Regions from separate parts of the Homo sapiens genome. Here region 2 is linked to region 1. The links are chromatin contacts, found by Hi-C or POLR2A ChIA-PET in ENCODE. All regions are on one chromosome and are shown on one strand. Each heading gives the region's core, a stretch centred on a gene start or an enhancer-like site at or near the end of the contact. The rest is flanking DNA. Distances are from core to core; before and after follow the strand shown. Region 1 holds the start of MRPL12 (mitochondrial ribosomal protein L12). Region 2 has its middle 3.1 kb from the start of LINC01971.

Region 1 (2,723 bases), core at 1-2,500:
CAGTGTCCACAGCTGGCCCTCACACCAGCCGGAACCTACTGAGGAGGGGCAACTAGCCTGGCATGGACCTTGCACCTGGACAAACACACTTTTGACAATTTACCAAACTCCCAAAATACACCAGGAACAAAACACAGGGGCCCTGAAACTTCCAGCCCCTGGGTCTGTGCCACCCTCTCACGATACCTTCAGGAGCTCGTTGAGGTCTGAGATTTCCAAGAGAGTGAGGCTGGCGATGTCCTGGACCAGCTGCTGTATCTTGGGGGGGTACTCCTTGGGGGCGTTATCCAGGGGTGCACCAGCGAGGGCCTCACACCTCTGATGGCCGCTGCTCCTCATATGTCGCACGGCACAGACACATGGCACCTGTCGCCTAGCCCCCACCCCCAATTAAAACAGACTTGTCAGTCCTGGAATGGAAGGGGCTGCAGAAACCAGAGGGGCAGGACAACTGGGGGACTGGTGGGTGCCATAAGCTCAGGCTGGTAATCACTAGGGCCGGAAATTACCTAGCTCCTTGGTCCCAGTCCAGGGTTCTCAGACCTCAAGGGGTCCGTATTGATAAGATTTGCAAGTTACTTTAAATTCTTCAAAGAGCCTTAGAAAGCCACGTGTTTATTTGCAGCCATACCACTCAAACCTCAAGTTTCTGGTTTGAATGAACTACATCAACCCAGCGGTGGCGAAACTATTACTTAGGTGCATCTTCCTGCGCAAAGCCTCCCAAAACATGGGGGCCCCTGGCCGCAAAACGCCGCACCCACGGATGGGCCTTTGCTGCGGAAAAGGCTGAGGCCAAGGGAGGAGCAGGGAATCGTCCAAGGTCATCTGGGGCCGACCCCGGCGCTTTCCACGGCCCAGGAGGGAAGGGGCGTGCGCACCGGGAGGCCTCCTCCCCGCGCCCCCGATGGGACCCCCAAGCCCGGCCTGGCCGCTGCAGGGAGGCCGGCCCCGCCGCCCTCCTCGCCCGGATCGACCCCTCAGTGCCCGGCTGCCCCCTAACCCGCCTGCCGGCCCGGACCGCCCCAGGATCCCGCGTACCTGGCAAGGCGGAACGCAGCGGCCCGAAGCCCAAGGCAAGGCCCCCACAGGGGGCGAGCGGCCGCCGGCAGCATCGGTCCGCGGGCTGGAAGGTCACACGCGGTTCCCCGGGAGGAGGCGACGCTCTAGCCGCCTCGGCCGCCGGGCATTCGAGCTGGGGAGGAACGCTCTAGCCGCCACGGCTGCCGGGCATTCGAGCCGGAAATGACGCTCTAGCCGTACCTCGCGCTAGCCTCGTCTCACCCTGAGATTACCCACAAGGCGGCGCGCTGCGCAGACGCAAAAGCGTCGTCTGTGGCGGCAGCTAGACATCGGGCGACCCTCGTCCCGCCAGGTTTTGGGGTCGCGCAAACGAGCGACGGGGGCTGGGGCTCCGGATTCAGGTGTTCTTTCTTCAGCGCTCACGGGTTTCTGTCCGTACGCGATGCGAGCGAACGTCGCGGTCGAGGCTAGGGCCCCGAAGCCCGCAGTAATCCACGTCTCCCGCCCGCTCCGGGCCCCCAGTGCCGCCGTCGCGGGCGGAGGCGCGAGGTCTGGGCTTTGGCGCCTTCGCAGCCGCAGGCGACATCCTCTTTCCTAGCTAAAGCCCCAAACGCCCAGGTGGCTTCCTGGGAGAGCACGGCTGAGCCTCCGCCTTCAGATCAGAACAGGCAGAGCCTCCAAGGGCGGCTTGGGCCCAGTGCCTGCTTATCCTGCCCGTCTCTCCACACTTCTTCTTTCCCTGTCCGTTGGAGTCCATTCCTTCCTGGAAAAGCCAAAGCCGCGCTCCCCTAAGAGGCCTGGATGTGAAGGTGAGTGAGACGCCCTGGCCTCTGGGTGCAAAGGCCGGCGCCTGCCGCTTTCAACACTCAGGAGGCGCGTTTCAGCCCCGCTGGCCCCCGGCCGCAGACTCGGAGCGCTGAGCTCCCACCGTTCCCATCACCCGACTCCCTTCCCAGGAATGAGGAGCACCCGGGAAGCTTCAGCCACTACACGAAGGAGGCGCCAAGCCCAAACTCCTCCCCAGCTACCGGCGGGGTCAGTGCAGAGCCGCGGAGGGCACACATGAACCCTGGCACGCAGCCTCAGGGAGGGGCAGGCTGGAAATGACCCTGCCTGCAGCTGGGCCATCAGCCTGACCACCTGCCCCCTGAGCAAACGTTGATGCAGGTCGGGCGCGGTGGCTCATGCCTGTAATCCCAGCACTTTAGGAGCCCGAGGCAGGTGGATCACCTGAGGTTAGGCGTTCACGACCAGCCTGGCCAACATGGTGAAACACCGTCGCTACTAAAAATACAAAAACTAGCCAGGCATGGTAATGGGGTGCACCTGTAGTCCAGCTACTCGGGAGGCTGAGGCCCGAGAATCGCTTGAACCCAGGAGGCGGAGCTTGCAGTGAGCGGAGATCACCACTCCAGCCTGGGTGACAGAGTGAGACTCCATCTCAAAAAAATTAATTAAAGAAAAAACGCTGATGCTTTCTGAAATACATTTTATTATCGCTGTACCATTCTGGGGCACTGGAGATGGCAGCTGAGAAGCAGAGAAGCTGGAGACCTGAAGCCTCCACCCTTGGCTGTGGCTGCCGAGAGAGGCCCCTGCAGAGGGAGCCCCAGGCCACACCCAGACACCACAGCCAGCTCACAGTGCGGCCAGAGGGCACAGGCTGCTTGGGGGGTGAGGGTCCCCATTCCTGCCACCTC
Region 2 (3,720 bases), core at 435-2,934, 220 kb after region 1:
AAAGGAAGGAAATTCTGACGCACACCACGCACAGATGGCCTGAAAACATTATGCTAAGTGACATGAGCCAGTCACAAAGGACAACGTCTGTCTGATTCCACTTATAAAACATCTAGAATAGGCAAGTACAGAAACAGAAAGTAGGTAAGAGGTTGCCAGGGGTTGGGGGGAGAGGGCAAGGCCAGGGGCTGGGGAGAGAGGGAAAAGGAAGTTGGTGCTTAATGGATAGTCTCTGGAATGACAAAAAAGTTCTGCAGACGGATAGTGTTGAGAGTCTCACAACATGGTAAATGTACTCAATGCCTTTGAAGTGTACACTTAAAAATGGTTAAAATGGCAAAATGTATCACAGTTTAAAAAATTATGGGCCAGGCATGGTGGCTCATGCCCACATAATCCCAGCACTTTGGGAGGCCGAAGCGGGCCGATCACTTGAGGTCAGGAGTTCGAAACCAGCCTGGCCAACATGGTGAAACCCTGTCTCTACTAAAAATATAAGAAAATTAGCCAGGTGTGATAGTGGGTGCCTGTAATCCCAGCTACTTGGGAGGCTGAGGCAGGAGAATCCCTTGAACTCGAGAGGTGGAGGTTGCAGTGAGCCAAGATCACACCACTGCACTCTAGCCTGGGCAACAGAGCAAGACTCAGCCTCAAAAAAGAAAAAAAAAATGTAACTTGCCCAAACTAGGCCGGGCGTGGTGGCTCACGCCTGTAATCCCAGCACTTTGGGAGGCCGAGGCGGGTGGATCATGAGGTCAGGAGATCGAGATCATCCTGGCCAACACGGTGAAACCCCATCTCTACTAAAAATACGAAAATTAGCTGGGCGTGGTGGCGGGCACCTGTAGTCCCATCTATTCGGGAGGCTGAGACAGGAGAATGGCGTGAACTCGGGAGGCGGAGCTTGCCGTGAGCAGAGTTTGCGCCACTGCACTCCAGCCTGAGTGACAGAGTGAGACTCTGTCTCAAAAAAAAAAAAAAAAAAATTTAGCCAGGTGTGGTGGCATGTGTCTGTAGTCCCAGCCACTTGGGAGGCTGAGGTGGGAGCGTGGCTTGAGCCAGGGAGGTTGAGTCTGCCATGAGCCATGGTGGTGCAAATGCACTCCAGCCTGGGCCACAGAGCAAGACCCTGCCTTGAAAAAAAAATTTTTTTAAAATTTATAGCTGTAATTTCGGAAGCAGTGTGTGCACTGATGCCTGCTCCAAGCATGCTCTTGGTCTGGATGCGGCAGGATTTCAGTTCCAGGAAGCAGCTATTCTCTGCGCTAGAAGGCCGCTTCTCCCCAACAGAAAGGGCAGCAATGCTTCACCAGGTGTGTGCCTAACAGTTCTCAATCCCACTGGGAGAGCTGCGAGGGAAGTATGGCTCATTCGGAATGGACACACACAGGCGGCTCCAGTACAGAGAGGGGCTCTAGGCCCTGAAATGCTGTGCTCCTCGCAGGACACACAACTCCACGTGACGGGGATAACACGCGACACAGCTCCTGCATCGATGCTCCCCAGTTCCTGCCTGGCTGCTCCCCCAGCTCCTGCCTAGGTTCTCCCCTATCTCCTGGCCTTATGCTCCCCAGTTCCTGCCTTTGTGCTCCCCCAGCACCCCCAACCCAGAGTGCTCCTTCCCTCTGGCCAGGCCCCCTTCCCAGCCCCGCCCCTTCGGGGCTCAGGCGGGAACCGAGCTGGCTTTTTCCTCCCAACCAGAGCAGCTCCCTCTGGTTCCCAGGTTGCCTGCCCTTCCAGCTGGGAACACCGGCCTTGCAGGGAGGGGCGGGGGTGCTCACCACGAGGCGGCCACACAGGGCGCGAAGGGGTCCCAAGGCCCACCCAGGAGGAGCGCCTGTCTTTCCGTGGCGGGCTGCGCGCGCTGCCCACGCGGCCACGCTTGGAGCCTGGCAGGAGGCCGCCATCCCGGCCACGGCCGCTGGAGGGCGCCCCCGCACCGCTCCTGCCTGCCGGTTCCCGCGGGAGGGCGCCTGTGGCGGGCGCCGGAGGTTGATCTGCTGGTTCACGCCAGGATTGCGAACCGGCGGCCGGAGCGGGAGGCCGCAGAGCCGAGTTCAGGTCGCAGTCCTGACCCACCTGGCGGCGACTTCCTGTCCCGCGGCTGTGCTGCAGCTCTCCAGGTTGGGGTGAAAATGCAGAAACGGTCCCGTGGGCTAAGTCACGGACGTTCGTTTCTCACAGCGCCGCGTGCCTGCCTGCAGGCAACCGAGCCACGCACGCCGAGGCCGCCCCACCGCCCGGGGCCTGAACGCGCCGGCCCAGACCGGCAGCCCCCTCGGATCCTAAGACCTCTGCACCGCAGCGCAGGTGTGGGGGTCCTCAGCCGGCGCCATCCAAGCAAGAGCCGAGAGCGCGAGCGCCACGCCTTCCCCCACCCTCTGCCCTGCGCCCCTGGCTGGCGGTCCCTCCTGCAGCGGCTGGCCTGGAATTCGGGCTGCGGAAGGGGCTGCACCCACGCGGGGCTCACGCCATGGATGTGGGCGCTGGGAGGGTCTCCGGCTGTTTCCTGGTGCTGCCCAAGAAGCAGGTCCCTCGGCCAAACCAGCCCCTGTTCTGGTGCCCGCCGGTGCCCTCAGCCTGCGGGCCTAGAGGCCAGAGTGCTGGCGGATGGGCAGGTCCTGACCACGCCGTCCTCCCTGGGAGCTTACTGGTGAGACGCTCGTCTGCCTCAGGGGGCCCAATAATGGTCACTTGACATAAAGGGACAGAGGTGGTCTGTCCAGGGTGACGGTGACCACTGTCCTGGCATGTGACGGAGCCCAGGCCCTGGGCAAGCGCCATGCTGAGAGGGGCTGGCCGCCCGCTGCCGGTGGCCTGACTCAAGAAACCTCGCTCCCCTGAGCGGCAGCTGGAGGAGAGGCAGCGGCAGTGGACCTCTGGGGACGGATTGGAGGGGTGGCCCTGCGGCCCTTGCTTGGGCAGGAGGGACGCTGCAGCAGCTGCTGGAGCTCCCAGGCAGGGGCTGTCCCTCGGTCAGCTGGGTCACAGAGCAGCCGGCGCCTGCGTCATTCTCAGCCTGCCCGAGGGGGAGGCTTCCGCTCCAGGTGGGTGACCCGGGGCCCTTGCTATTACCCCCACAATGTTTCCTCTTTCCTCTCTGCCTCCTCCAGCCTCCCTAGGCAGCCTCCTCTCTTTCTCTGCTGGAGCCTCCCAGCTTCCGGAGGCCTCCTTGTGAGAGCAATAAAATGTCTTTGAAAGGAGGCTGGGATGTCCAAAGGGTCATCACAGGGCTGGGGGCTGAGAAGCCCAGAGGTGGCTGGGTAGGAGACACAGGCCTTGGCGTGCTTTCAGGGGACACACAACAGGGACAGTCCCCACTGACTTTCCTCCCACTCCCCCTCCACTAACTCACCTCCCTCTTGTCAACACGGGGGGTCTCCTGCCCTGGAACATTCAGGGAAAGAGGTGCGTCTGAACCCCGCCTGGGGAGACAGACGCCCTCAGGCTGTCCTCTTGGCTCCGCTCCCCTCTTTCCTCCTGTTCACCGCTCCCAGCCACCCCGATGGGGCCTGTTTAATTGATTCAATTTGTTCAACAGTAAAAACACTCCACAGATGTCAGCCTCCCAGCACCCCACCCCTGGGGAGCCGCAGACACCTGCCAAGCCTCTGGGGCTGGGAGTCCTTCCATGGGCCACTAACACCAGGATCTGGGGGAGGCCTCTGGGCCTGGGAGCTCGCGTGGGTGCCCCCGCTCACCAGACCAGAGCAGCCACTT

The links. Hi-C counts contacts between places; a loop is a spot of excess contacts on that map. ChIA-PET counts read pairs that join two places held with the same protein, here RNA polymerase II (POLR2A). Pooled maps may share reads with other maps.
Region 2: a loop to region 1 is called in a pooled map, with 2.9 times the contacts of the local background. The contact joins the enhancer-like site here to the promoter of MRPL12 in region 1. A Hi-C loop is called at or near these places in 1 of 50 pooled maps. POLR2A ChIA-PET finds 5 or more read pairs at or near these places in 3 of 52 experiments (A549, AG04450 and HEK293T).

What each region holds. Positions count from the first base shown.
Region 1 is chr17:81,701,894-81,704,616 of GRCh38, reverse strand. MRPL12 (mitochondrial ribosomal protein L12) reads right to left here and starts at 1,250. Exons shown (of 5, transcript NM_002949.4): 1 at 1,042-1,250; 2 at 187-373. The coding sequence starts at 1,115. HGS (hepatocyte growth factor-regulated tyrosine kinase substrate) reads right to left here. Exons shown (of 22, transcript NM_004712.5): 22 at 2,496-2,723. RefSeq lists a silencer at 883-1,262 and enhancers at 1,163-1,766, 1,753-1,822, 1,767-2,370.
Region 2 is chr17:81,482,680-81,486,399 of GRCh38, reverse strand. No RefSeq gene overlaps it. Among named protein-coding and RNA genes, the nearest start is that of LINC01971, 3.1 kb to the right of the region's middle. RefSeq lists a silencer at 1,653-2,062, a cis regulatory region at 1,420-2,217 and an enhancer at 2,121-2,771. Within about 2 kb of position 1,684, at least 3 of the 41 ENCODE cell types and tissues checked have a DNase peak (open chromatin) inside an H3K27ac peak, as active enhancers do.